Regions from separate parts of the Homo sapiens genome. Here region 2 is linked to region 1. A link is a loop called in an ENCODE intact Hi-C map of the cell type or tissue named here. Cell type or tissue: IMR-90. All regions are shown on one strand. Links, peaks and the distances in the headings refer to the core of each region. The heading gives the core; the rest is flanking DNA. Region 1 holds the start of LOC101928491 (a long non-coding RNA gene). Region 2 has its middle 67 kb from the start of STMND1.

The links. A loop is a pair of places that touch in the nucleus more often than their neighbours do. Peaks named below come from ENCODE experiments on the same cell type or tissue, not always from the same donor. Only the 100,000 strongest peaks of a DNase experiment are listed, where the experiment ranks them.
Region 2: a loop joins it to region 1, with 12 times the contacts of the local background. A loop is called at or near these places in 2 of 110 quality-filtered maps.

Annotation. Positions count from the first base shown.
Region 1 is chr6:17,497,096-17,512,347 of GRCh38, forward strand. It overlaps CAP2 (cyclase associated actin cytoskeleton regulatory protein 2), which reads left to right. Exons shown (of 13, transcript NM_006366.3): 5 at 10,074-10,217; 6 at 10,546-10,631. LOC101928491 (a long non-coding RNA gene) reads right to left here and starts at 14,170. Exons shown (of 4, transcript NR_110855.1): 1 at 14,010-14,170; 2 at 11,478-11,598; 3 at 6,119-6,253; 4 at 4,265-4,892. In IMR-90, for the core only: a CTCF peak has its summit at 8,033; a DNase peak (open chromatin) is centred at 8,886.
Region 2 is chr6:17,160,986-17,176,237 of GRCh38, forward strand. No RefSeq gene overlaps it. Among named protein-coding and RNA genes, the nearest start is that of STMND1, 67 kb to the left of the region's middle. In IMR-90, for the core only: a CTCF peak has its summit at 6,579 (motif pointing left); a DNase peak (open chromatin) is centred at 8,396.

The sequences.
Region 1 (15,252 bases), core at 4,275-12,274:
CAGTTCAGAAGAATTTTTTTCTTGCTATTTCAAAGAACTAATTTCTGATCACTATACATTGTCATAGATTTTATAAAGCTGATGAATTCGATTGGTTTCAGCAGTTTTCTCCAATTTTTGTCCCTAGGGATTACTAGTGAAGTCCCTCTGGGTTTAAGTAAAGCTCAAGTGAGACCCTCTGCTCCTCAGCTTTTATGTGCAGAATCTCACAAAGTGAAATTATAGGTGATTATAAAATTCATCGCTGTCAGAAGCCAGATGATACCTCCCTGATAGGGTAAGAGTTGGTATCTTCTCAGCTGAACCAGTAAGCTGAAATAAGAACAAAATACAAAATGAGATTCTTCTTAGCCACCTGATCTGTTCTGTTATACTTACTGTAGACAACTAGGTTAAGCTTTGGTTTTCAACTTAATTTTCTCTCCAAAACGTCTGGTTTCTCTCTGCAGCAATTTTGTATGTCGTTATTTGTCATTGCCTAGTATTGATCCACTACTTCCTTCCTGGATCTCAAATAATTCAGCTAATCCCATGCCCCTGCCATGAATCCAGCATTTTCTGGAACTCATGTTGTCAAGTTCCCTTATACAAGGGAAATACACTAGAGCTTCCTCTGTCTCCCATATTCATTAGTTGGCTGCACACTGATGCATGAATGGAAAAGATATGTTTTCTCTGACTGGACTGTTAGCTTTTTGCACTACCAGTCAAGTATCTATCAGAACAACTGTAATGAAAACTATAAATCTCAACCTGAGGGAACAGTTAATGTGAAGGGTTTTCTTGTTTGTTTATTTTGTTCTGTTTTTATGGTCTCCCAAGCCCTGGTGTGGCATTAAGATTCAGGATATGAGCTATTGTGAGGCTATTGTAACATCGTGGGTCATTGTGTTAAACGTTTACATTTCCATTCAACTTGACTTTTCCTCTCACATAACCTATCCTTCGGAAAAGTGTCAGACATTGACAGCATAGAGAAAATTGTGGCCCACACATCATGTCAACAGAACTGTGTTCTTGTTCTGATGTATAACTTGTAGGTTTTAGAGTGAGCACTCTCTCAAATTCTGCAGCACAAAATCTAGAAATGATGAGATGGGAATCACATCTGTGAACAATGGCAAAGACAAAGAATAGTAAGTGGGAAGTGACAAAAAAACGTGTCTACTGTTCATTGTGTCAGTGGCCCCAAAATCCTAGAGAAGACTTTGAATGATTCTGACAAGTTAAAATATGTTGGTAATGACAACGTAGATTATTATCTATCTGAAGGATACAAAAATGACTTCAGAGAAGGCATTTTACCCTATGATTTGCTGAACACTTTTGCAGAAAAGACATTGTATTAAAAATGCCCAATTTGCAACTGCAAGTGTATTGTTCTACCTTTATAGAGCAGTAGAACAATCTCATGTCAAACTTCAGGGCTGCCCCGGAGGTCTTATTTAAATAGTTCTATGTCCCAGGCTCCAGATCTCTTCCTTTCTCCTGAAGATGTCAGTAAAGGGGCATCGTAATGATGATCCTGGGCCCCCATTAAACATTAAATTAAATTATAAATGGGAGCCTGTCATCATTATTATGTTTTTCTGTATGTCTAAAATAGCTTGTTTTATTTTATTTTATTTATTTTATTTATTTATATTTTTTTGAGATGGAGTCTTGCTCTGTCGCCCAGGCTGGAGTGCAGTGGCACGATCTCTGCTCACCGCAAGCTCCGCCTCCTGGGTTCACGCCATTCTCCTGCCTCAGCCTCCTGATTAGCTGGGATTACAGGCGCCCGCCACCACGCCCAGATAATTTTTTTGTATCTTTAGTAGAGGTGGGGTTTCACTGTGTTAGCCAGGATGGTCTCAATCTCCTGACCTCGTGATCCGCCCTCCTCGGCCTCCCAAAGTGCTGTGATTACAGGCGTGAGCCACCACGCCCGGCCAGCTTGCTTTAAAAACAAAAACTATTACTGAAAAAAAAAATGTGCCAATGAGATTGTTGAAAGATTAGCATTAAAAATTAAAATAAGGGCTTTAAAGTGGTGGCTCACGCCTGTAATCCCAGCAATTTTAGAGGCTGAACCGGGCAGATCATTTGAGGTCAGGAGTTTGAAACCAGCCTGGCCAACATGGTGAAACCCCGTCTCTACTAAAAATACAAAAATTAGCCAGGCGTGGTGGCACACGCCTGTAATCCCAGCAACTCAGGAGGCTGAGGCAGGAGAATCGCTTGAACCCAGAAGGTGGACGTTGCAGTGAGCTGAGATCATGCCATTGCACTCCAGCCTGGGTGACAGAGCAAGACTCCATCTCAAAAAAAAAAAAAAAAAAAAAATTAAAGTAGGAGTTTATGCATGTTAAAAAGCTTCTCCCTGAGATACCACGACAACGTAACTATCCAAAGCAATGCATCCTCTGAAAGACCAAGTCACCAGGTTTTATATTCTTGAAGAATGATTTTTAGATAATATAAGCAAATATAGCTCCGGCACGGTGGCTCACGCCTGTAATCCCAGACTTTGAGAGGCTGGGGTGGGAGGATTGCTTGAGCCCAGGAGTTCAAGACCAGCCTGGGCACAACATACGGAGACCCAGTCTCCTCAAAAAATCAAAAACTTAGCCAGGGCTGGTGGCACATGCCTGTGGTTCCAGCCACCTGGGAGGGTGAGGCTGGAGGATCTCTTGAGCCTGGGAGATTGAGGTTGCAGTGAGCCAAGATTGCACCACTGCACTCCAGCCTGGGTGACAGAGTGAGACCCTGTCATAAATAAATAAATAAATAAATAAATAAATAAAAGCAAATATAGTATATAAGGAATATAAGGAACATAAAGTTTAGCAACCCTAAAATAAGGAATATATATGAACCATCAAGTCTTATAAAGATGTAAAAATATTTCCCAAGGAATCTGTTATTATTCAATATAATGGCAACTGTTGTAAAATCATGTACATGAGTGGTGCTCACTAGGTTTTGCAAACATTTTAAATTGTTTAAATTGTACAAGTGTTTTTGAAAATATCTCCATGGACGTATTCTGAAATCTCCAAAATGTTCCTGGACAGTAAAAAATTTTTATTTAATGGGACTCAACAAGAAGGGAGCTAGCCTAGGGAAATACCTACAATTGCACCAAAGCAAAAGTTAACTCAGTTGAACATTTCTGATTTGTAAAAAATTGCTGCTGACTTTAAATGGTGAAAATAATTGCTTCAATTATTAGAATGTGTCCAAATATATATGTGTGTGTCCAAATATATATATATATATATATATATATATATATATATATATATATTTGGAGACGGAGTCTTGCTGTGTTGCCAGGCTGGAGTGCAGTGGCACGATCTCGGCTTACTGCAAGCTCCGCCTCCCGGGTTCAAGCGATTCTCCTGCCTCAGCCTCCCGAAATACTGTTCCTGATTTGGATAACCTTTGCTTGAGAAAACTTTATTCTTCTTCACCTGTATAATTTATTCTGGCAACTTCCGAATGTGTTTTCCTAAAGCTTCTTCCCTGATTGGAAGGAGGTTTAATATTTTGTGACACATGCAAACTTAACAGCCCCTATGTGAAATATTTTCTACTTTTGAAGGTGTGAAACTGGTTAAAATGTTTTAAAACTTTTCCCTTAATTGCAAAGGAAATGTATGTACATGTTAGAAGATTTAGAATATATAGATAAGCCAATAAAATTAAATAACAGTTCTATGTTGACACTTTTTGATGTATATCTTTCCATACATTTTCTGTGCTGTGCACTCACACACATACACACATGCATCCAAATGGAATAAACTAGTGAAACTTTACACAAAAACACATAAGCCAAAGTAATAATGATTAATATTTGGTAGTGTGGTTTACTAATACATACTGCTTGATATGAGCTTTCTTGGAATTTTAAATGTAGGTGGAACCCAAACCTTTTTCAAAATTTTACTTTAATGCTTTTAAGTTTGAGTTGTAGTGGTAATGCAAATGTCATTACCTTGAAATCATTCTTTCTCAAATGATAGAGTTCTCACAATACACGCCAGGAACGTACTGATGGGATTTTATTTGTGTGCTTGTTTGTTTTCATTGAACTGTTTGAATTAAACTCTTAGAATCATTCTTATGGTTTGAATCGCCATTACTTAAAAAGTAATTATTATTATTTCTGAAAATATCTCCAGTAATTACATCTACACTTGATCTTAGCCAAAAGGCCGAGAAGCAATGAATAATTACATCTACGGGAAAAAAAATGAACACCAACTTTTAGCACTACTTTTTTTCCATGTGGTGGAATGCAGAATGTTTATTGTTTACTTATGTTTTACGTCTGTATTTTTCAGTGTTTCACGAAGAGCATATATTGATTTTTATAATCAGAAAAAGAAATTCGTTAAAAAGAAGTAACAATGACTGAACCATTTTCCACCTGATACAGAACTACATGAGAACCATGGGTTCCAGAAATAACAGGCCTATTTTGTTTTGCTCAGTGATACATCTTTGAGGTCAAACTCCCAGAGTTTGTGCCGTCTCTTACAAAACAGCCTGAGTGGGAATCTGGTTTTCCTTTTTGGGTAAAGTTTCTACAAAGCTTGCTGATAAAACTCATCTTACTTTTGCAAAACAATTCCCTTACTTTGGGAGCCAAACAGAGATGAAGCTGATAACAGGACTCAGTTCTTCAACTTTAAAGCAGAAGCTAGGGTCATAAAGACATGGAGTCCTAAAATACTCTTCCAAAGTACAGTCGCATCCAGCTAAGATAACCCTTGGAAACGTTTGCTGAAAACATGCAGTTTGTTCATGCATCTCTTCCATGTTGGTCCTTTCCACCTTCTGTCACAAGCCACAGAAACTAGGGGAAGGCCAGGGAGCAGGTTCAGCTCATCTTCACCTGAATTCTGAGAAATTATTGAGAATCAAAGAAACCTCAGTGAGACGTTAACAAAAAGTAATCTGAGTGACATCTATGTAAAAGTCATTGCAAAGCACACTAGCTGCTAGACATATCTGGGGAGCTACCACCAATGCACTCCCTTGACAGAAAACCAGGACACCTCTTAGATGAGCTCCTTCTTTAGTGGAAAACCCTTATGTAATTTTAATTGACATCAATGCAAATCAGCCTGTATTGATTGAGTGTGCCTAATATACGCTTAATACTGAAACAAGTTGAAGTACCTCTCATAGACCCCCCATTGACTTTTCGTCTGACATCCCACACAACCAGCTCCAGCTTTGATGGAAGTCACACCATCACTCTAATGTTCTCTTCTATTTTTGATTCCTGCCTTGAAAGTCAGGATGAACTGGTGAAGATAAGACTTCTTTAAAGTACAGGAGAAATCTATTGGCACAGAATAAAAGCACTAATGTTTATTAGAGTTGTGCAAATAGCTGTTGTACTTAGTTCTGTCAACATTGCTTTTTTTTTTAATGATGACAATTCTTCACATAATTGCCAAGCTAAAGCAAAAGAAAACTTTCTCAATCTTTATGATGCTTTCATCAGATAACCAATATAAAGTATCTTCCAGAAGACTCTGTCTCCTCAGACTTTAGAGTTTGTTCTAGGGAAGTTAGAGATAAACAAAGATGGCCTTAATAAATCTCTCTAATGTTATAAATATACAGTTTCTGGTTCTTTTTCCCCTTGGGGCAGTGGGCCAGGTATCATCAACAATACAGATATTCTGGCCTTTCTCAAAAATGTCATTACATTAAGAACATTATGACTTAGCAAATTGTTGGAGAAAATTAGGAAGCTTTTTTTAGTAGTTCTGCCATCATTAAAAATCAGCTGCCTTCTGGGGAAACTGATGCCACACCTTTGATCAGGTGTTGTATTTGGACTGAAAACAATCCCCCAAAGAAGGAGATGTTTGCTTTCTAAAGAATGAAGCTCCAGGGAGGGTATTTAAAACTGATTTTTGGCAGCCATTAACAAACAAGCATGACATAATTGTATTTGGGGCCAGGAGTGTTTAGAGGGGTTTTTGTTTGTTCTATTGTTGAGAATTTGGAGGTAAGGAGTCCCTGAACTGCCATTACCCCTGCATTGGTTTGCTAGGGCTGCCCTAACAAAGTACCACAGACAGGTAGATTAGAAACAACAGAAATTCCTCACAGTTCTGGAGGCTGGAAGTCCAGGATCAAGGTGACGGCAGGGTTGGTCTCTCCCCACGCCTCCTCTGTGTGTGTCTCTGTCTTCATCTCCTCTTCTTATAAAGACACCAGTCAGGCCGGGTGCCATAGCTCACACCTGTAATACCAATACTTTGGGAGGCCGAGGCGGGCAGATCACAGGTTGAGACCAGCCTGGCCAACATGGCGAAACCAAAACCCCGTCTCTTCTAACAATACAAAAATTAGCTGGGTGTGGTGGCGTGTGTCTGTAATCCCAGCTACTTGGGAGGCTGAGGCAGGAGAATTGCTTGAACCTGGAAGGTGGAGGTTGCAGTGAGCCAAGATCGTGCCGGTGCACTCCAGCCTAGGCGACAAGAGCAAAACTCTATCTCAAAAAAAAAAAAAAAAAAAAAGACACCAGTCATATTGGATTGAAGCCCACCCTAATGACCTCATTTTAATTTAATCATTTCTTTAAAGACCCTATCTTCAAATATGGTTGCATTCCCACCATATTTAAGATCCTTTCTCCAAATATGGTACTGGGGGTTAAGGCTTTAGCATATGAATTTGGTTGGGGGGCAGGTGCACAGAGTGCAGTCCCTAACAACTCTGATTCAAGGTCTTTTCACCAAATCCATAAGCCCTTTGCTTTGTAGTTGTCAGAAGGGAAAGAGAGGAGACAGGAAGATATTCATGGCTTTTCCACAAGAGCTGACTAGCTTCTGCAGCAAATGTTTTTGTTTTTCCCCTCCTTCAGTAATGGATAGCTAAAAAGTCCACTGGGAACCTTGAGAGCACTTTGCTTTCTTTCCCTGTATTTCTTTGTTTCCCCCAAACAGAAGTGTGCCTCTGTCCCTCAGCATATGTCAGTTAGGAAACCACTCTCCTTGTGTTTGCATATAAGGGATGGGAAAGAGCTAGTCAGTGAACTCGGCCAATCAGAGGCTTTGTAACTGGCAGATACCTTGGAGAAAACCAGCCACCTGTTGTGCACCCACAGTATACCTGACCCTTTACCAAGCATGACATGTTCTCTCATTTACTCCTCCTAACATACCTGTGAAGCAGGTACTGTTGTCAACCCTAGCTTGCAGATGGGACAAGGGAATCTTGGACAAGTGTGGTAATTGGTGTAAAGTCCCAGAGCTGAGTACACTGTGGAGCAAGGATTTGAACCCAAGAAGTCTCATTCTAGAACCTTTGCTCTTAATCTCTTCTAACACCTTTCCCTAGTCTTATTGGTAGAGAAGAAACCTGTATGTAGAGAACTAACCATATTTTTCTCAGCACCCAGTATCGAGAATTGTCTCAGGGCCTCCCCGAAGACCTAGCTTCCAGTTCCAGCTCCACTAATCATTGCTAGCTGGTCTTGACATAGTCAATTAACCTCTCTGAGCTCGTATTCCATATGTAAAATAGGAGAATTGGATTACGGCCATGTTTCTCAAACTTTTAGGCTAGATCCATAAAAAGAAATACATTTTATTTGGCAACCCAGTACACACACAAACACACACACACACACTTCATAACCAAAACAAGTGTTTAATACCAAAATATCCATCCTTATTACATGTGAATGCCCTCTGATATTTTCTATTCTAATCTATTTTCATGATTTTTAAATATTAATTGTGACCTATTCTATTGGATTTGTCAAAAAGCTGAACTAGGTGACCCAGTTTAGACTCCTGGAATCCTAAAATCCTGTTAATCTATATAGATGTCTGTTTGGAGCTTCTCATATCTTGAATGCATATTTATTTTAAACAAATGAATATCACATATTACAGGGGACAACATCCTTTTTACCTCTGGTATGAGTTAACTGCATCATGGAAATAATAATAATTACTTCTATTTATTGTGTACCTCCCATGTGCCAGGGCTTTAAAATGCAGTATCTCCTGTAGCCTGTAGGTGGTAGGTATTCTCTCTGATTTATAGATGAGGAAACTAAGGATCTGATTAAGTAATTTGCTCAAGGCCCCATAGGCACCAAAGCTGTTTGAACCAAGGCCATTCTAATTCCAAAGCCCTTACATTCAACATTCTTTTCAGAGGAGGGTATATAAAGGGGTTTAGAAGGAGAGGTAAAGTCTAAAAGCTACCGCAGCTGCACATAATTTATTTCCTAATAGTTTGCTGTCCGTGGCAGAAATGACTGCCCTCTGGGGTGTGAAGCCACCGCTGCAGCAATGATTGAAATCACCTGGGAAGCTTAAACAATCGCCCTGCCCTCACCCAGGCCACCCCCGGACCCGTTAAATCAGAATTGCTAGGGGTGGAACCCAGGCCTTAGTGGTTTTTAAAAACCCCAAGGTGGTTCTAATATGTAGCCAAGGCTGGGAACCATTGCTCTGAAATCTCAGAAATTAAAGAGCTGTAAGGAGCTTTTCTATTTTACCTCCTGCAAACAAGATTTACTAAAATACTGCTTAAAGCTCTTTAACTGCTTCCACAGAGCTGAAGTACAGGACCTTTGCTGTTTCTTTGGAGCACACACAAAAATCTGATAAACAACCTTGTATCTGCTTTTCAACACACCTAGAGAAATTAGAGAATGCTAAGGATGTAGATGAGGAGATGTTTAAAGCAACTGTGGTATTCTGGAGAATCTAGCTCCGAGATACTTTATAACTCAGCTCATGTCATTTTGTTTTTCATTTCTTATTTTTACTTATTTACATATTTTTTCAGACAGAGTCTCACTCTGGCACCAGGCTGGAGTACAGTGGTGAGTCACAGCTCACTGCATCTCAAATTCCTGGGTAATTCTAACTCTCCCAGGATTGGAGTCTCCTGAGTAGCTGGAACTACAGGAGCACACCACCACAGCCACTTCATTTTTCACATTTTTTTTTGTAGAAGTGGGGTCTTGCTGTGTTGTCTGGGCTGGTCTTGAACTCCTGGCCCCAAGCGATCTTCCCGCCTAAGCCTCCCAAAATGTTGGAATTACAGGTATGAGCCACCACGCCCAGCCAGCTCATCTAATTCTGAAAGTTATTTTTGTATGAATGGAGAAGTCGGTTGCTGAATTAGCAGAATTGAGTGTGACCTGTAGCCATAGGCGAAGTGGACTGGGGACAATGTAGAATGCCAACAAAGACTAAAGTCACTGTAAATATGATAAGCCATCACATTTTCTTAAAAAGGGCTGGGTGTGGTGGCTCACAGCTGTAATCCCAGTACTTTGGGAGGCCGAGGTGGGTGGATCATTTGAGGTCAGGAGTTCAAGACCAACCTGGCCAACCCCACCTCTGCTAAAAATAAAATTATCTGGGCGTGGTGGCAGCCACCCGTTGTCCCAGCTACTCAGGAGGCTGAGGCAGGAGAATTGCTTGAACCTGGGAGGCGGAGGTCGCAGTGAGCCAATATCGCGCCACTGCACTCCAGCCTGGGACAGAGTGAGACTCCATCTCAAAAAAAAAAAAGGGTTGCGGGGGAGGCCTCAGTGAAAGATTTCCACTTTTTCACATGGATTATGGCAACTGTGGTGAAACCAGGAAGCCTCTCCCAAAGCATTTTCCACAGGAATAGGATGAAGTCATTTTACTAACCTTCCGGTCTTACCCAAATTTATACCAGGATTATTGCAGTGTGTGATCTATTTGCCATTTGAAATATAAATGATCAACACTCAATTTCACTGTCTTCCATGAAGGAGTCTTCAAAATGGGGGCTGTGCCATACTGCTGGGTTTTTTCCACATCTCAAGCCACAGCATTAATAATGTTAAAAATATCTGCAATTTTCATACTTCAGACAGTAAAAGCACGGCATTACCATAACCAAGAACAAATGCATGCTGTTCTCAAAGATGATTATATGTTTCTTTTAGACCCCTTAACAGACGGCAGGTCCTGAATTCTCCTGCTTAGGCCAACATGGATAGAGGTGCTATGCGTCTGCTCTGTCTGTAGTAAAAGCCCCCGATGTTTGACTGCTTACAGAATGACGTGGCCGCACTTCTGAAACCCATATCGGAAAAGATTCAGGAAATCCAAACTTTCAGAGAGAGAAACCGGGGGAGTAACATGTTTAATCATCTTTCGGCCGTCAGCGAAAGCATCCCTGCCCTTGGATGGATAGCTGTGGTGAGTCCAGGTGCAATGTTGCCTCTTCACCTCATCACACGTTTGGAGTATTTAGGAGAACTAGTAGCTTAGCTACCTTCACGCTCCTTGCACTGAAGGAAGCTTCTTCCTGGGCTGAATGCATCCACTTTCTCCTACCCTGTTTAAAGTTCAAGCTTTCTGTTCTGAGATACTGTAGAAAGTGTTTTTATCAACCTTTACAGAGCAACATGTGCCTCCCACTTTCAAGTCCACGCGTCTCCATTGCTTTTCTTCTTCTTTAAGGCATTTTCTTTCTTATCCTATTTTTTTTTCCTTCTATGCTTGGGTGACGGTCCTGTTTTCTCAGTCTCCCAAACCTGGTCCTTATGTCAAGGAGATGAATGACGCTGCCACCTTTTACACTAACAGGGTCTTAAAGGACTACAAACACAGGTACGTACCTTCCTTTACTCACCAAATTTTCAGTTGATTACTTGTTAGACATTTGTCCCTAAAACTCAGTCCAGTTAACTACTGATTCCTTTCCAAGGCTCTACACTAATGTACTATAAACTTTAAAGGAAAATCTAATCTTTGCAGATAAAGTCAAGTGGAAAGTGGAATCAATTATCCAGATAATATATGGGTTTTAGAAAGTCTGCCTCAGTTCTCTCATAATGAATAAACTCTCCCCACTTGAATGCATGTCACTATCTTATGTATTCCCACAATAATCAGAGAGCTTGGTGATGGAACAACCCTATATGGTACAGAACCTTTACATGCATCAAAGTAGAGTTGGAGGGTGAGCTATAGAAGAGAGGAGGAATCAGGAAATGAAGTGTGAATCAAGAACAGAAATGAGGTGAAACAACAAACCAGAGCAGTGAGAAGGAAACCAGAGACTCAGTTAATATGAAATACAACTGGGGTGTACGCAGAGACACCTGGAAGACTAGCAGCCATTCAGAGTGCTGCTGAAAGTATAGATGAGTCTAAACCAAGGGGCTTTGCCTGGTGAACCAGCGTGAAAGGACCTTGCGTTCGACAGCACAAGTAATAGATCCCAGAGTAACTTAAACTGGAGTCAGAATAGAAAATAGGCCCAAACGGAGACATGGCAGAGCTGAAGAAATATCCAGGAAAATGTGTCCTAAACTATTTAAAGGATATCATGAGATTCCAACCCCTCTGATAAGGTCGTGCCTTGTACTCTAAACAGCTGGCTAAATGTGATGTGGCTGGTGCCTAGGAACTAAGGGAAGGGATGAGGCAAATATAAGAGCAACAAGGTTCTACCTGCTTCTGGCCCTGGACTCAAGAGTGGATCTCCCTCTGAGCTCTTAGATGGCAGCAACAGAAGTGACCATTGGTCAGCAAATGCAGAGGCACCTGGGGACGTCTCATGTGTTGACCCAGACTGTTCAGGTGGAAGGAAATTAAAGAACCTGCATTATTGGATTATTGCTTCAATTCACCTTCTTTTTTTTTTTTTGAGATGGAGTCTCACTCTGTTGCCAGGCTGGAGTACAGTGGTGCGATCTTGGCATCTTGGCTCACTGCAACCTCTGCCTCCCGGGTTCAAGCGATTCTCCTGCCTCAGCCTCCCAAGTAGCTGGGACTATAGGTGCGCACCACCACGCCCAGCTAATTTTTGTATATTTAGTAGAGACGGAGTTTCACCATATTGGCCAGATGGTCTCAATCTCTTGACCTCGTGATCCGCCCACCTCAGCCTCCCAAAGTGTTGGGATTGTAGGCATGAGCCACTGTGCCTGGCCTCAATTCACTCCTTTATTTTACTAATGCAGATCTGAAAATTAGAACCAGAAGAAAAGGGTCTACAACAATATAAGACAAATTTTATATGGAATATAGAAAAATTGCATAAAATACATAAATAAATACCTAGTATACTTCCAGGCCATTAATTAATATTACATATTCAAAATTTTCATCACTTTTTTTGTAGATTTTTTTATTTTTAAAAATATTGAGTAGATACAAAAGAATATTTATAAAATACACACGAGATGTTAAGGATTACAATATAAAAAAATACCTATACATCCATCCCTCAAGTTAAGAACTATGTAACAATATTTTTTTACTATAAAAAGCAGACCAGGTGTGGTGGCTCACTCCTGTAATCCCAGCACTGTGGAAGGCTGAGACAGGTGGATCACTTGAGGTCAGGAGTTCATGACCAGCCTGGCCAACATGGTGAAACCCTGTCTCTACTAAAAATACAAAAAGCCGAGCGTGGTGGTGGGCACCTGTAATCCCAGCTACTCAGGAGGCTGAGGCAGGAGAATCACTTGAACCCGGGAGGCGGAGGTTGCAGTGAGCTGAGATTGTGCCACTGCACTCCAGCCTGGGTGACAAAGTGAGACTCCATCTCAAAAAAAAAAGGAGCCATATCCAGCAATTCCACTCCTAGGTGTATTTCCAAAAGAACTGAAAACATATGTTCACCCAAAATCTTGTACACAATATTCATTGCAGCATTATTCATAATAGCCAATAGATGAGAACAACCCAAATGTTCATCAGCTCATGAATGGATAAATAAAACATGGTATATCCACACAATAGAATATTATTTGGCCATAAAAAAAAAGAATGAAGTATTGATACTTCATTCTTTTATTCGGGCAGCAGCATGGATGAACCTTGAAAATATTGTGCTAAGTGAAAGAAGCCAGGCACAAAGACTACATATTGTATGATTACATTTATGTGAAATTCCAGGATAGTCAAATCTATAGAAAGAGAAAGTAGATTAACAGTTGCCTAGGGCTGGAGAAATTTAGGGAAAACTTAAACTTTTTAAAATTTAAGTTTTTTTTTAAGTTTTTAGTTTAAGTTTTTAGTAATGATTCCCTTTTGGGGAGTAATTGCTAATGGGTGTAGGGTTTCTTTTGGGGGGTGATGAATTATGTTCTAAAATTGATTGTGGTGGTGATTGCTCAACTGAGTGATAACTCTGCTGAGCTAAACTATGGAATTGCACACTGGAAATGGTTGAAGTGTATGGGATGTGAATTGTATTTCAATAAAGCTGTTTTATTTCAAAAAACAAAAAGAAAAACAAACAGCCATTGTATTCCCCTCACAGAATTTAGTCGTTCCATGTTGCTTTTGGGAAGAGGAGCTTTAGCAGACAGAACGCCGAATTCCAGGGTCTTCAGTGCGCCTCTTTTCCTCTTAGGGGCTCTGCCCACCCCGAGAAAACTTTGGTTAAAACAGTTGTGCTCAGTTACAGACTTTTTGCATCAAGGCAATTGTGCCCAATGATATGCCTCCAAATGTTGCCGTGTTGTATTAGAGACTTTAGAACTGTGCGGCACGCATGAGAAAGGCATCAGAAATGCAAGATGGTCTGTTCTTCTGACATAAAAATAACATTTCAGAAAAGAGCAAGTTTCAATTCCCAAACCTGGATATCATATGACAGCATGAACATACACCCATGGTGACTTCTTTTGTTCCAGATATACAGACACACACCTACACATGCCAGTTCAGGACAGCTCAAGCACTACCTAGGTTTCTGCCTTTTTACCTTCCACCCTTGGAGACTATTTTAATTAGTATCTCAGTTCATCAGCTCCTGTCCTTCTCCCAGTCCCTCCTTGAGTATATGTTGGGGCTGTGGGTGTGAGGGGTTCTCCCCAGGTAGCAGCATAGTCAAAAGGGTTGGGCTTTTCTACATGCTTTTTGTTCACAAAGAGGGTTCAGTATTTGCCCCTCAGTGTTAACTCTAGCAATTAAGTAGAAAATGTACTTCCAGTAGTACCAAAGATGACTCAGTTAAGCTCAGTGGACTACCTCAAGACTGTACAAGAAGCCGAAGAAATGCAGCTGGAAGTGCAAATGCATTCGTTTTACTGCTAGGAGTAGTCAAAGCACTCCCAGGTCACCCTTGAGCTTCTGAAAGCGGACTAAGCAGCATACTCCACACCATGCAACACCCATTTACCGGTGGACTCAAGCCCGTGGTGCCGTCTCTGTGTCGCAGTCATTTGTGCGTCACTGCTGCCCACTGGGCAGTAGGACCGTAGGTAGAGGAGTAGAAAGGCAGACTTCCTTGAGGTTTAAACAGGACTGTGAGCAGTGAAATCTGTATCTGTGCAACGCTTACCACCAGCTTGACTGCTCATTGGCTGTTTTTCTCTTTCTTTTTTATTTTTTTTGATACAGAGTCTCGCTCTGTCACCTAGGCTGGAGTGCAGTGACACGATCTCAGCTCACTGCAATCTCTGCCTCCCGGGTTCAAGCAGTTCTCCTGCCTCAGCCTCCTGAGTAGCTGGGACTACAGGCATGCACCACCACACCCAGCTAATTTTTTTGCATTTTTAGTGGAGACGGAGTTTCGCCATGTTGGTCAGGCTGGTCTCAAACTCCTAACCGCAAATGATCTACTCACCTTGGCCTCCGAAAGTACTGAGATTATAGGCGTAAGCCACCCCGCCCGGCCTGGTTCTTTCAATATATGAATACAGCAAGTCATTTATTTTAGCTTTATAGAGGTGTGGTCTCTCTGAGTCATAATCATTAAAATTCACATTCCCCTACCATAGCTTCTTCCAGAGTATATGAAAACTGAAGATAGGTTTGCAGCTCCTAATGTGTATTTGGGTCCTGCTCAATTTGTTACCCCTTAAAGACTGATTTCAGGTAAAAGGGCACCATACTCTTAGTCCTTATTACAAGTTTTGCTAGAACGTTCTTCAAGTCAAAATAATACTGCATTGGTTAAAAAAAAAAAAGAATTTGCCCATATAGACTTGAATTTCATCCACTGTTAAATTTTTTAATGGAAAATATACTGAATCAGACATGGTGGCTCATGCCTGTAATCCCAGCTCTTTGGGAGGCTGAGGAGGGAAGATACCTTGAGGCCAGGAGTTCGAGACCAGCCTGGGCAACATAGTGAGACCTCCATCCCTACAAAAAAATTTAAAAATTATCTGGGCATGGTGGCGCACATGTAGCTGTAGTCCCAGCTACTTGGAAGGCTGAGGTGGGAGGATCACTTGAGCCCAGGAGGTTGAGGCTACAGCAAGCTATG
Region 2 (15,252 bases), core at 4,663-12,662, 340 kb before region 1:
GGGAGAATTGTATATGCAAAGACTGAAGGTGTGAACAAACATGGTATGGTGATAGGACAGGGAAATGTCTGTGTGCCTGAACCAGAGGTGTGGAGTGAAGGAGATGTGGCTGCCTGAGCTCAAGCGCCTGTGTACCTGGCTCAGTGAGTGGGAATTAATCTGAAACATTCAAGGGTGTTCAGCAATGGACGAATGCACTGATCTGTTTTGGGATGATCCCTCTAGTCCAGTTCCTCTGAAAGTGTGGCTGTGGGCCAGCAGCAGCAGCATCACCAAAGAGCTTGATAGAAATTTAAATTCTTGGCCCCAACCCCAGTCTTCAGAGTTTAAAATTCTAGGCATGGGGTCTGGAAATCTGTTTGTAACAAGGCATCTGGATGATTCTGATGCACACTCAAGCTTGAGAACCACTACTCCAGTAACTGCTTAAAGATGAGATGGGTTAAAGGCAGATTGAAGCTCTGTAGATTGTTCCAAATAGCTCAGACCTAGAGGGCAGGGAGAGCCAGGCACATGATTTTGGTCAGGACAGGGTGGATTAGAGCGACCTTTCTGAAAGCTCATGTTTGGCAGGAGACAAGCAAAAAATATCTAGAGCATCAGTTCTGAAATCTCATTGAGTACCAAAATTATCCAGGTGATTGTTTAAAAATATAACTTCTGGGTCCCATCAAGAAGTTACGAAGCTTACTAAGCAGTATCAGCACATCTGTTTGGGACTCCTCTTCCTCAGCTGTTCTTATGTCTTCTTTGAACTTTGTGGCTTTTGTGCATGGAATCTTTCTTCTTGCTAAAGTTGTTCACCCCGTTGCTCTTTTTGGTGATTTCTGGTGACTCCCACCTGCCTTCTTTATAGAAGGATACAACCTGGGAGCCTCAGATCAGGGAGCAGCTGTCACTACACAGAGGCCCGTGGCTCTTCATTGTGGACACTCACTAAATCCCATGGAGAGTTAAAAAAAAAATACTGATGCTCAGGCTCAACCTCAAACTGAAGAAATTAGAATTCCTGGGAGTGAAGTGCTTCTAAAACGCTCTCTAGGTGATTCTAGCATGCAACTAGCACTGAGAACTGCAAACCAGTCCAACATCTTCATTTTAGTGAGACGAAGAAGTCAGAAAAAGAGAGATGCCAGGGGCAAGGAGGAGGAGTGTATCATGTAATTTGGGTCAAATAAGGGCACAGTCAACTGTATTAAAATGCTTAAAGTGGAGAAGGAAGAGTACCAAGAAAAGGTCATTAAATTTAGTAATGAGGATGATACTGTTGGACTTCCAGGCACAAACAACAGAACAAAGCCAGCTCATAGACTCTCTCACCACTAGCCAAGACAACGAACAAAATACCGTGAACAAACACAAAAGCCAAAAGGAAACAATAAAAATTTCCCAGTTGCAATTTAACAAGGAAAAAGGAACAACTTCTTATTATATATTTTGAAAAAGAAGCATCGGCCAGGTGCAGTGGCTCATGCCTGTAATCCCAGCACTTTGGGAGGCCAAGGTGGGTGGATCATCTGAGGTCAGGAGCTGGAGACCATCCTGGCCAACATGGCGAAACCCCATCTCTACTAAAAATACAAAAAATAGCTGGATGTGGTGGCACGTGTCTGTAATCGCAGCTACACAGGAGGCTAAGGCAGGAGAATTGCTTGAACCCAGGAGGTGGAGGTTGCAGTGAGCTGAGATCGTACCACTGCACTCAGCCTGGGTGACAGAGCAAGACAAAAAAAAAAAAGGAAGGAAGGAAGGAAGGAAAGAAAGAAAGAAAAGAAAGGAGGGAGGGAGGGAGGAAGGAAGGAACAGAGAAGCATCAAGGGAGAGTGAGACAAAAAAGAAAGAAAGCGAGAGAGAGAAAGGGAGGAAGGAAGGAAGGAAGGGAGGGAGAAAGAGAGAAAGAAAAGAAAGAGAGAGAAGCATCAAGGGAAAAACCGAAAGATTCTGAAGTGGTACAATATGGTGTGGCTTCTGCCTGCTTTCTCCTCCCCAGAAACACCACGATGGAAGAAGGTTAGTCAATAAAATCTTGAGCCATCTCACTCATAATACCTGCCAATTTCCGGAGAAGTAGACCAAGGGAGGATTGGCATCTCATATGGTTTGAGATGTTTTGCCATTCTGCTTGAACCCAGGAGGCAGAGGTTGCAGTGAGCCAAGAACAGCCACTACATTCCAGCCTGGGTGACACAGTGAGACTCTCTCAACAAATGCAAAAGAAAAAGAAAGAAAGAAAAGAGCCTGGTGTCTCTCTTGCCCCTTCTCTTGCCACGTGACACACTGGCTCTCCTTTCCTTCTGCCATAACTAAAAGCTTCCTGAGGCCTCACCAGAATCCGAGATTTGAGTGCCATGCTTATACAGCCTGTAGAACCATGAGCCAAATAAACCTCTTTTCTTTTTTAATAAATTACCCAGTCTCAGGTGTTCCTTTACAGCAACACAAATGGACAAACACAGCATCCCTGTGAAAAAATATAGATAGGCCCCTCAGATTAGAAGCCCTTCTCTCCCTAGGGAACTTTGAAAAATGCTAGAAAGGACACCAAGGTTTCCCACCCTCCAAGACACCATGCTGGGCTGGGGTAATGAGCCTAACCTCACGCAACTTGCTGAATCAAGTGGGCCCTTTGAATTTGACATAATTTCCAAGAACTTTCTTTTCCTTATTTATGTATGTATTTTTTTGTAGAGATGGGGTCTCACTATTTGCCCAGGCTGGTCTCATATTCCTGGCCTCAAGTGGTCCTCCTCTGCCTTGTCCTTCCAAAGTACTGGGATTATAGGCATGAGCTACTGTGCCTGGCCTCAAAGATCTTTCAGAACTCACATCCTCCAGGCTCAGACATTAGCCCCAGCTTGGCTTCACATAAAAATAAACTAAAAGCAACACCTAGCCTTAAAACTGGAAACACACAATAAACTAACCAGTCTCAAAATACAGTAGGGAATATGTCAAGAAGAATGCATTATGCTACATGACAGCAATTAGACATCTGAGCAGAGCTGTCTATTTATGAGTAATTTCTGTCTGCTCTACAGGGATTCTAAGGCCAAAAAGAAAACTAAGCGAAAAGAAAATTAAAGGTGAAAAGAAGAGAGCATGCAAAAGGTAGACAAAGAACCACATCTGGAAGAAAACATAATCAAGAAATAATTTCCTGTGCATGCATCATGCAACAGGGGCACTTTATTTCAAAAAATAATTGTTTTATTCCAGAAAAGTCTAACACTCTTGGAGGAAAGAGATTTGGAGGGGTGGTGAGACAGAAACCAGATCCCAGGCTAGGCGTGGTAGTTCACACCTGTAATCCCAGCACTTTGGGAGGCCAAGGTGGGCAGATCACATGAGGCCAGGAGTACAAGACCAGCCTGGCCAACATGATGAAACCCCATCTCCACCAGAAATACAAAAAATTAGCTGGGCGTGGTGATGCACACCTGTGGTCCCAGCTACTTGGGAGGCTGAAGTGGGAGAATCGCTTAAGCCCAGGAAATGGAGGCTACAGTGAGCCAAGATCATGCCACTGCACTCCAGCCTGGGTGACAGAGCAAGACTCTGCTTCAATTTCAAAAAAAAAAAAAAAGAAAGAAAGAAATAAAAGAAAAAGAAAAACAGATCCCAAAGAGTAAAGGTAGGGCTTACGCAGGATGAATAAAAAGGAAAACAGAAGTTGGAGAGCTGCTTGTCTGAGAAAAAGAGGGGATTATTATTATTTTTGTTATTTTTTTAATCACAAGACGGAATCATTGAGCATATTTGTAGGAGAGAGAAAATAAGTGTCAGAAACAGTCTTATGTCTATTATTCTTAAAAAAAAAAAAAAGGAAATTCTGACACATGTCACTACCTGGATGAACCTTGAAGACATTGTGCTAAGTGAAACAAGCCAGTCACAAAAAGACAAACATCATATGATTCCACTGATCTAAAGTACCCTGAGTAGTCAAATTAATAGAGACAGAAAGTAGAAGGAGGATTGCCAGGGGCTGGGGAGGGGGAAATGGGGAGTTGTTTAATGGTACAAAGTTTCATTTTGCAAGATGAAAAGGGTTCTGGAGATCCTTTGCACAGCAATGTGAACATACTGAACACGACCGTACACTTAAAATGGCTAAGATGGTAAATTTTATGTTATATGCTTTTTACCATAATTAAAAATAAATATGTAAATAAATAAAATAGAAAGTCTTAAGGTTCAAATAGCCACTTTTGTCACCTCACTCTGATGGTGGCAACTCATCTGTTCAAGGTGATTTCCATCCTCTCTGATGGAAAGGAATCCTATTGGATCCAGCCTGACTTTGACCATATGCTGAGGCCACATTGTAGAAAATAACTTGGACTACATCATTTAAAAATAATGGTTTAATAACTTTTCATCATAAGTTACTAATAGATGACAAGTACTATACCACAACTTAATCCGTATTTATATCACTCTGTGTTAATTACCTGGTTGTGGCACAGCTCGCTGTAGAATCCAAAGGCATTGCCTATGTTCACTAGCAGGAAAATGAACCGCAGCCTCTGTATTGAGCAACAGATTTGCTTTCTCATGCATAACTGTTTGGAAGAAACCCCAAAGCTCCAGTATCCATACAAGTCCTGGAATTCTCACAGATGAATTTTCAAGATAATTCTTATTCATTTTGTAGCAATTCCCCCTCTGTACACCCATTTCCTGTTTGATTATTTTTAGCATTACTCAAGCTGGAGATTCTGATCTGTCGGTAACAAGCTCTACCCTCAACTTGCTCGTTAAGGTAGTCAGCAAGGCTCTTTAAGAACATCCAGAAATCTCAAATTAAGGGGATGAAACCCCAGGAATAGATCACCTAAAAGATGAATGGAATGGGCTTCTCATTTCTCCTGTGTGCAATATACAGAAAGAATTTTCACTGTATTTAATTGCCTTTCCCTCTCATTGATATCTGGCTCTTTAAAGGCGTGCAAGATAGTTAGTTAAAAAAGAAAAAATGTCTGTACCCATGGCAACCTCTGATGAAAAGGACCAGCAGCTATTTCCAAGGATAGGTGCTTTAGATGAAAGACCTGAAGCTATGAGAGGCCAGCCAACATAGAAAGCAAATGTGTGGGCCGGGCGCGGTGGCTCACGCCTGTAATCCCAGCACTTTGGGAGGCCGAGGCGGGCGGATCACGAGGTCAGGAGATCGAGACCATCCCGGCTAAAACGGTGAAACCCCGTCTCTACTTAAAAAAATACAAAAAATTAGCCGGGCGTAGTGGCGGGCGCCTGTAGTCCCAGCTACTTGGGAGGCTGAGGCAGGAGAATGGCGTGAACCCGGGAGGCGGAGCTTGCAGTGAGCCGAGATCCCGCCACTGCACTCCAGCCTGGGCGACAGAGCGAGACTCCGTCTCAAAAAAAAAAAAAAAAAAAAGAAAGCAAATGTGTGGTGCACCGTAACAGCATTCCTTCCAGGAGAGGAGTACTTTGGGATTGAAGATATCTCAAGTGGCCTTTTCAAAAACCCAATTGAAGTAATAGTTTACAAACAGCACTGTATCATAATGAGCATAAACATTTCTGTGAATAACACAATTTTCATTTCTATCTATTGTCATAATTGCTGCATAATATTCCACCCAATGGATATAATGTATATTTTTAGGCTGGGTGTGATGGCTCATGCCTGTAATCCCAACACTTTGGGAGGCTGAGGCAGGCGGATCACTGGAGCCCAGGAGTTCAAGATCAGCCTGGGCAGCATGGAGAAACCCCATCTGTACATAAAAGATACAAAAATTAGCCAGGCATGGTGGCACACACCTGTAGTTCCAGTTACTTGGGAGGCTAAGGCAGGAGGATTGCTTGAGTCTGGGAGGCAGAGGTTGCAGTGAGCCAAGAATGCACCACTGCACTTCCAGCCTGGGTGACAGAGCAAGACTCTGTCTCAAAATACGTGTATATATGTATGTGTGTGTATATATATATATATATATATATATATATATAATTTTTTTTAATTTTTCTCATGTTGTTTAATACTTTGACTGCTTCTGATATTGCACTGTTAGCAATAACCATGATGAACATCTTTTTCCAAGTAGGTTTTCCCATATTGTGAATTGTTTCCTTATAATAGACTCTCAGAAAGGAATTATGGAGTCAAAGGATAAGAACATTTTTATAGTTCTTGATCCATGCTGCCCAATGGATTCTGTCAATTGAAGACCAATTTCACTCTATCCCTGTGAACCCTCAATATCATTAAAATAATTTTAATGTTGATTTGCACTGAAATGATTACTACTAAAGCTAAACATTTTCCATATATTCCTTATTCATTTATGTCTCTTTTTGTGAATTATTTATGTGATAGTTTGGAAACCAATGGCAGAGAAGAAGTTAAGTTCTGAAGCTTTCTAATACCTTCAAACACTTCCTTTCACACATCTCAACTACCTGTGACTAGCAGGCCAGAAAAATTCCCATGACACTATTATCACACCAGGCCGCTCTGCTGGGAGTGAGCACGTCCCATGTGGTTTCAGGCCAATCCAGAAGTGCCTTTGTGTTACCCACTGCCTTCTTCTGGCTGCCTGTCTGCCCTCTGGCGTCTCAGAGAGGTGATGCTGCCACTTCTGCGGCTGGATACTTGATTCCTGAAATCCGTGGTTCCCGACATTGATTGCATATTAGAATCATCTGGGGAACTCTTAAAATTCCCAATACCCAGAACTTTCTATACACCAATTAAACCAGCTTTCTTGGCATCAGTGTTTGTGAAAGCTCGATTGAGGATTCCAAGGTGCAGCCAAGGTTGAGAACCACAGCTTTAAATCCACAGTCATAAGGAGCACCCAACTAGGCATTCAGGATACAAAGCCCTGTGCAAGTTCACTGCTGCCCTCGGGCAGCTCACAACCCCCGTGGTGGGGACAGAAAAAGGTTTGAATGACAAAGCACACTCTGAATGTTATAAAAGGGAGTAATCATAAATAAATAAGTATATAAACATATATATTTATAATTAAATAGTACATATATTTATAAAAAGTAAAATATAGTTATTTAAATAAATATATGTATACATTTACTTTTATTAACTATAACTTGATCAACCAGTACCATCAACTTAAGGAAATTTTTGTGCACGCAGTTTTTATCATTAAGGGGTAAGCTATATAAAAACAGAGACTTGTTAAAAACACACAGGTAACAAACGCTGAGTTTGTGAATATCTCTGAACTTTCAGCCACTACTAACCTACAAGGTTGATTTTCCACATACGGGCGCTGATTTTTTTTAAAGGATGACCTTAAAACACTTTCAGATTCTGGCTTGCCTAAGAAATGGTTGCTTATGTTCACTATGCTATATTTACTAAGGCACAAAATATATATATATATATATATATATATATATATATATATATATGCATGCAGATTAGAAAAACCATTTAAAAACTAGAGATAAAAAGGGTTTTCGCTTGACTTCTCTTAAGAAATTTAACTCATTGCATTATTTCTCCCTGGGGGTACTGGAGCAGTATTTACCTATTCACCACGTGGTGCTTTGGACAAATTCGTAAATTATGGGCTTTGCCATAGTCAATGTCCCTACAACATCTCTTCTGACAAACCCAAGCCCCATTCTGTGGAAGACAAGTCTCTTCATTCAAGATCTGGATCAAAAGCATCAGAAATTGTTTTCTTACGTTTTGCTAATTGAGAATGTTAGGCCTGCTTGAATGGTATTTATAATTATAAATCCAAATACTGTCTTTAGAATTTTAAAAATCTATCTCATTATTTTACTGAATCTTAATGCATTTCCCCCCAAATTATCAAGATAATTATAGGTTTTAAAATGAAGCTGGGTGCCGTGGCTCATGCCTGTAAATCCCAGCGCTTTGGGAGGTGGAGGCGGGAGGATTGCTTGAGTCTGGGAGTTTGAGACCAGCCTGGGCAACACAAGGGGGCCCTGTCTCTACTAAAATTAAAAATAAAAATTAGCCAGGCATGGTGGTGCACCCCTGTAGTCCTAGCTACAGAGAAGTTAAAGTGGGAAATGGCTTGAGTCCAGGAGTTTGAGGCTGCAGTGAGCTATGATCACGCTACTGCACTCCAGCCTGGGTCACAGAGCAAGACTGACCCTGTCTCTAAAAAAAAAAAAAAAAAAAGTGAAAATAAATAAATGAGTAAAACGGCTTTATAGGCTTCATCTTACAGACATTTAGCCCTTGCTTTTTCTACTAAGGCCAATAATGAAATATAGCTCCAATCGTCTATATATAAACACACAGACACACATTAGACCTCAAAGAATTGAATTTATTTTTATGGGTTAAAGCATTTGAATGTTATCTGAGACAGGATTAAAGGCAAAGTGTTCCTGACTCTTCCTAACGGAAATAGGATCATCGCTGGCCCTGGGCCTGGTGGTTGAGTCCTCAGCTAGAATCATATACTGTATTCAAAAAAAAGACAGTTGAGCTCAGAAGCGTGTCCCAGGGTAAAATTGCTGCCCTAGCGGCTGTGCAAATTCTCAGGAAGCTAGATCAGAATTTCCAAGAGGCAGCTGGTCACGGCCATTCCTTCAGCTATCCTGGAAAGGGCAGGATTCTTGACCATGCTGGAGGCCCAGATGCCAAATAGGACCCAGTGTTCATGCTCACATAACCGCAGGCCCTGACTCATGAATTTTTGTTTCTGGCATCTATGTTGATATAGATACTCTATTAGAATAACTCTGGGCTCTTCTGTTGTAAAACCAAGCTTGATATGAAGCGCCAGAGAAGGCCAAAGACATATTTATTTCCCTCGATCACTAAGACAAATGTCACCTCAGAAAAACCAGATGTTAATGAGCAGGGGAAACAACAGTATTATTTCATCCTTCCGCTGGCATGGCCTAGAGTTTGGCTGGTCTCTGATCCTGCCTCAGCAAATATGATGCACTTGACATTCATAGCAGTTTCTTGGATGAGGCGATTGGCGCCTGAGTGTTTACATGATTCCAGCTGATTCTCTTTCCTGCCACCCTCTAGGGGCTGAGCCAGCCATGGATGGGATTAGCCAGCCCCTCATTCCAAAGAGTAGTGCCCCCAATCTGTGCTGGTGCTCTGACATGAACACTCTTTCCTCTTCCTAAGAAACATTCGCCAAAGAAAATAAGGTACTTGGAATGAACACACAATTAAATATGGAAGGTGAGAGAAAGGAGAAATGGACACCTACCAAGTCCTAGCTCTTAAAGGAGAATATAATGCTCAAGACCAACACCTCTCCTTGAAGGATAATCTGGGCACATTAGACAGGTAGACTCTCCCTGTCTCATAGCTCTCCCTGCATGAGGTCAGCCAAGCTAAAAGGACTTCCTATTCCCCTAAGAACAACAGAGAGAAGGGAAGCTGCAGGTTAAGTGGCGTTAGCCTTACTTCTAGTAGCTAACCTGGGTGTGGGGTGTCTCTCCCTGTGCTGAGGGAGTGAAGGGAACCAAGAAGAGAAACTTGGATGACCCAGAAAAGGGAATGAGGTCAGACTATAGTTGGACCTCAATAGGACCCTCAGCAAGTAATGCCCTGCCAAACACTTTACATGGCTGATCTCCTTTAATACTCAGACAATTCCATGTGATATTATCATCCCAATTTTGCAAATGAAAAAATTAAAATTTTACATTGTTGAGTGTTGTATTCAGCATCTCACATTAAGTAGCCAAGTCTCATTTGAATCCAGGCCTGTCTGCCTCTAAGCCTCACACACTGCCCTGTAGCCCAGCAAGAGATCTAGGTTTCCTGCTTAATTTACCTGCTTTTGTCTTTGTCCTTCAAAGGAGGCAAATAAATATTCTTGAATGAAGTGTTAGCTCCCTTAGGGAACCAGGAATGGAGAATGAGAAGGATAAGGAAATAATTTTGATCTATTAAATAATGATTAAGTGCAACAAAGCTAAACTTGATGGTAGAATTTGATCCGATTTTCTGTTGCAACCAACATTTGTGTTCTTGAAGGAGGACACAGGCTTCGATGCTCATGTGTTACACCGTTCTTGAACTGCTATAAAGAAACACTCGAGACTGGGTAATTTATAAAGAAAAGAGGTTTAGGCCGGGCGCGGTGGCTCACGCCTGTAATCTCAACACTTTGGGAGGCCAAGGTGGGTGGATCACCTGAGATCAGGAGTTCGAGACCAGCCTGGTGAACACGGTGAAACCCCATCTCTACTAAAAATACAAAAATTACCCAGCATGATGGTGGGTGCCTGTAATCCCAGCTACTTGGGAGGCTGAGGCAGGAGAATCACTTGAACCCAGGAGGCAGAGGTTGCGGTGAGCCAAGATCACACCACCACACTCCAGCCTAGACAACAGAGCGAGACTCTGTCTCAAAAAAAAAAAAAAAAAGAAAGAAAGAAAGAAAAGGAAAGAGATTTAATTGGTTCGTGGTTTTCTGGGCCATACAAACATGGCAATGGCCTCTGCTCAGCTTCTGGAGAGGCCTCAGGGAGCTTTTACTCATGGTGGAAGGTGAAGAGGGAGCAGGCATGAACTCACTCACTATCATACGCACAGCAGCACCAAACCATGAGGGAACCTCCCCCATGACCTAAACACCTCCCACCAGGCTCCTCCTCCAATACTGGGGACAACAATTCAACATGAGATTTAGAGGGGACAACATCCAAACTCTATCAGCTCACTCTTATTTTTCACAATATGAGGATATAGCCCAGAGCTACTTTTATCAACTTTCCTCCCTAAAACCTTAGCTGTAGCTCCTCAACAAATAAAAGGTATATTTACAATAGAATAGTTCTTCATGCTAGACACAATATTATAGTTTTTACTAAATCTATAGATTATCTCTAACACCAACTACGCTCTACAAATAGCACTTATCACAGAATTTTAAGCAGAATATGTGACCCATTTTAACAAACTTGGAATAGAAGACTTTTTTTGCTGAGATGGTTCTATCAAAGGAAGCCAACATCACATTCAAAGCATCGATCTTCTCAAAAAAGACATAGGCTGTGCACAGTGATTCACTCCTGTAATCTCAGCATTTTGAGAAGCTGAGGTAGGCGGATCACTTGAGGTCAGGAGTTTCACCAATATGGTGAAATCCTGTCTATACCAAAAAATACAAAAATTAGCCAGGCATGGTGGTGCACACCTGTAGTCCCAGCTACTCAGGAGGCTGAGATGGGAAAATAACTTGAACACGGGAGGCAGAGGTTGTAGTGAGCCCAGATCGTGCCACTCCACTCCAGCCTGGGTGACAGAGTGAGACTCCATCTCAAAAAAAAATAAAAAGAAAAGAAAAAGAAAGAAAAAAGAAAAAAAAAGACATGTACATAGCAAAATCATCAAGATTTGCATTAGACAAAAGAGGTTATAACTTAGACTCAAAGATCTCAACATAATTTGATAAATGTTCAAAAGAAACAACTTCTCCTGATATGTGAGGGTGTTTGGATCAAGAAGTGTAATTCCTTGACTGGGTTGAACCAATCACACCCCTTCCTGGCATTTTATTTTACCTTGGGACCAGAGGGAGAGTGAGTCAGTCCTGTTTCGACTGTGGGAACAGCAAGATGTAAAAACTGGGCCAGTCTGTAGTGACAATGGGGTCCTCAGGTGGAGAAAAGCAAAACAAAGCTTTTCCTTATGACGTTCATCTCTCATTAAAGTCTTTCCTTGATAGAGCCGCATCCTTACCCTTCTTGGTATCTGGTTGTTTGTTCAACCCCTCCTTTGATTATATAAGAAAATCCAGTATCCTATTAAATCCCTTCATATGCTTAAGCTAATTTGAGTTGATCTTTTATCACATTCAAAGAAAAAAAAAGCAACTCATGATTAATGCACCATTGAACTGAAAATATATGAACTATTTGTCTCAAGGAATTTCAGGGCTATGTCAGGATTTTTCGTTCTTGATATAAGGAGGCCAAATCCTTTGATAGAGCTGCCAAATGATCCCTACCTTAAAAGGGCTCTGCAAGATCTGAGGGAGATGAAAGCAGTCAGAGGATAGCCCTGTTGTGGATCAGACATTTACATAAAAGGAAAGCACCCAGCACATCTGCATAGGAGCACACTGCCTGGCTGAGGACAGATGCTAATAAGAATCTCATACCCTTCCCCTGGGCTTGCTGAGCTACCCATAAAGGGGATGCACTAATGTGCCCGTGAGACCTGAGCCTTTGAATATCGAGATAGAATCTTCAAGATAGTATTCAGTAGAGAGGTCGTATATGAGCCAATCACATACAAGTCATGTCAGTGATTCACAATAACTTTTAGACAATTCAAGAATGCCATTTACATGAGTGAATCCCACCAGTAATTTTTTTCCTAGACAGAAGCTTCAAACACCAGGCTGTCACATTCAAAACATTCTATGGCCCAATTCCTATGAAGCCTTCACAAGCTCCTTAGAATCAGGTGCCTCTGCAGGGGAAGCAAGCAGGCAAGGGAGAAGGGGAAGGGGCAGGGGAGGGGGCCAGGAGGAGAGCCTGCTCGCTGGTTCCAGCTCCACGCAATGAAAGTGACCTTAGCTCCCTAGGTCAACATCTGCGGGTGCCAGTCCTGCCCCCTGAAGCCTGATATTCTGAAAGGAGGAGCCACACCCTACCTGGCAAGAGAAGAGGAGGAAGACCAGTTCTAGAGAAAACCTTTAACTTGATGGCATGTTCCATCCCCCATTCAGCACCACTTCCCAGGTCCTCCTGATAGTGGGTTGAATCATGTCCCACCCCCCGTTCACGTCCAACCAGAGCCTCAGAAGTGCCCTTGTTTGGAAATAGGGTCTTTGCAGATGCATTTGCTAGAACCTCGAGATTAAATTATCCTGGATTTAGGGTAGGCTGTAAATCTAATGACTGATGTGCTTATTACAAGAGAAGAAGACACAGACAGACATGGACAGCGAAGGAAGCCATGCGAAGAGAAAGGCAGAGATCAGAGGGAGGCTGCCACAAGTTGCGGAGTGCTGGGGCCACCAGAAGCTAGGAAGAGGCAAAGAAGGATTCTTCTCTAAAGCCTTCATGGGGAGCTTGGCTCTGCTGACACCTTAATTTTGGAGTTCTAGCCTCCAGAACTGTGAGAGAATAAACGTCTGTTTTGTTTCTGTTTTTGTTTTTGTTTTTTTGAGACAGAGTCTCGCTCTGTCGCCCAGGCTGGAGTGCAATGGTGCGATCTCGGCTCACTACAATCTCTGCCTCCCGGGTTCAAGCGATTCTCCTGCCTCAGCCTCCCGAGCAGCTGGGATCACAGGAGCCTGCCACCACACCCGGCTAATTTTTGTAGTTTTAGTAGAGACTAGTTTTCGCCATGTTAGCCAGGCTGATCTCAAACTCCTGACCTGGTGATCCACCCACCACAGCCTTCCAAAGTGCTGGGATTACAGGCGTGAGCCACTGCGCCCAGCCTGAACCAGTTCTTATTAGAAAAGATGATAGTGACCGGGTGCGGTGGCTCACATCTGTAATCCCAGCACTCTGGGAGGCTGAGGCAGGCGGATCACCTGAGGTCGGGAGTCCGAGACCAGCCTGACCAACGTGGAGAAATCCCGGCTCTACTGAAAATACAAAATTAGCCAGGCGTGGTGACACGTGCTTGTAATCCCAGCTACTCGGGAGGCTGAGGCACGAGAATCGATTGAACCCAGGAAGCGGAGGCTGCAGTGAGCTGATATCTGCCACTGCACTCCAGCCTAGGCAACAAGAGCAAAACTCCATCTCAAAAAAAAAAAAAAAAAAAAAAAAAAAAAACGCCAGCGGGGTGGCTTACGCCTGTAATTCCAGCACTTTGGGAGGCCAAGGCGGGCAGATCATGAGGTCAGGAGACCAAGACCATCCTGGCCAACATGGTGAAACCTCATCTCTACTAAAAATACAAAAATTACCTGGGCGTAGTAGCGCATGCCGGTAATCCCACCTACTCAGGTGGCCGAGGCAAAAAAAAAAAAAAAAAAAAAAAAGGATGATACCACCATTTCCCCAAAACATTTCCATTTTTAAAGAGGATCCTTAAAAACAAATCCTCAGTTGGTAGAATGTCCTATATGGGGGGAATATTTGAGGACTAGACACAGCTTCCCTTCTGAACAAGAAGAAACATTCACCCTGGGATTCTCCAGGTTAGGATTTGGGTGCCTTTAGAGGGACTTCAGAGCAAGAACTCAGTTCCCCCGAGAGCTCCTGCCACCAACCCACCCAACTGATTCCCATCAGGCAAGATCATGTCAAAAATGCTTTCCTCATCTTGGCTGTATATATTCCCCCACCATCTTCCTAGCCCTGCATCCCAATCACACAAAGCCATGAGAGCTAAAACAGACCTTAGAGATCCCCTCACTCAAAGTCCTCAGTATACAGGTAAGGAAACAAAGTCCCAGATAAGCATTGAGGCCATGTAGTTCACAGGACTGAGATGAGAACCATGATCTCTTCCACTCCAGATACAGTAACTTAGCTGGGCATGGTGTCATGTGCTTGTAATTCCAGCTACTCAGGAGGCTGAGGCATGAGAATCGCTTGAACCCAGGAGGCAGAAGCTGCAGTGAATCGAGATCGTGCTACTGCACTCCATCCTGGGTGACAGGGAGAGAATCTGCCTCAAAAAGAGAAAGAAAGAAAGAAATACAGTAACTGACACTTGTTGGTTGCTCACCATGTGCCAGGCACTGTGCTTAGTGCTTTGGATACATTAGCTCATTCAGTTCCCTCTGAGATATGCAAACCCTTCGTTAAATTCACAAACATATGCAAGAATGTACAAGAATAGTCCACTACCAAAAAAGAAAAAAGATGGCAAGAAGATGATGCAAAACATTTCTTTTCCGATTGAGAACCTTTCAGCTTGTCGGCTAAGATGCATCTGAGTGATCCTTCTCTTTCTGGTCTCATCCTCTGGCCCCCTCACTCAGGATCCTTCTGGCCCTTTCTCCCCTATGTTCTCCCCCCATGGGAGTTGGTTGCCCCTTGTAGACAGGAGGGGCACCGTGAGATCCTCAGTGTTCTGAGTGTCAGTTCTGTATGTCCTGAGAAGGCCTTGCCAAGCCTTTATTGGGTCCAAGAAGAAGCATCCCCAGCATGGAGCATCTACAGGAAAAAACCTCCTCTTGCTAACATAACCACCGTTCACAGCAAAACTTCAATCGGTTATCCAAACAAAGCTTTGGTCTTTTCTCTGTCTTCTTGTGCACCCATTCAGCACCTAGACTGAAGATGGTCAAGGAGAGGGGAGAAGAATTGGGAGGGCAAAAGAAAACCCCGTTC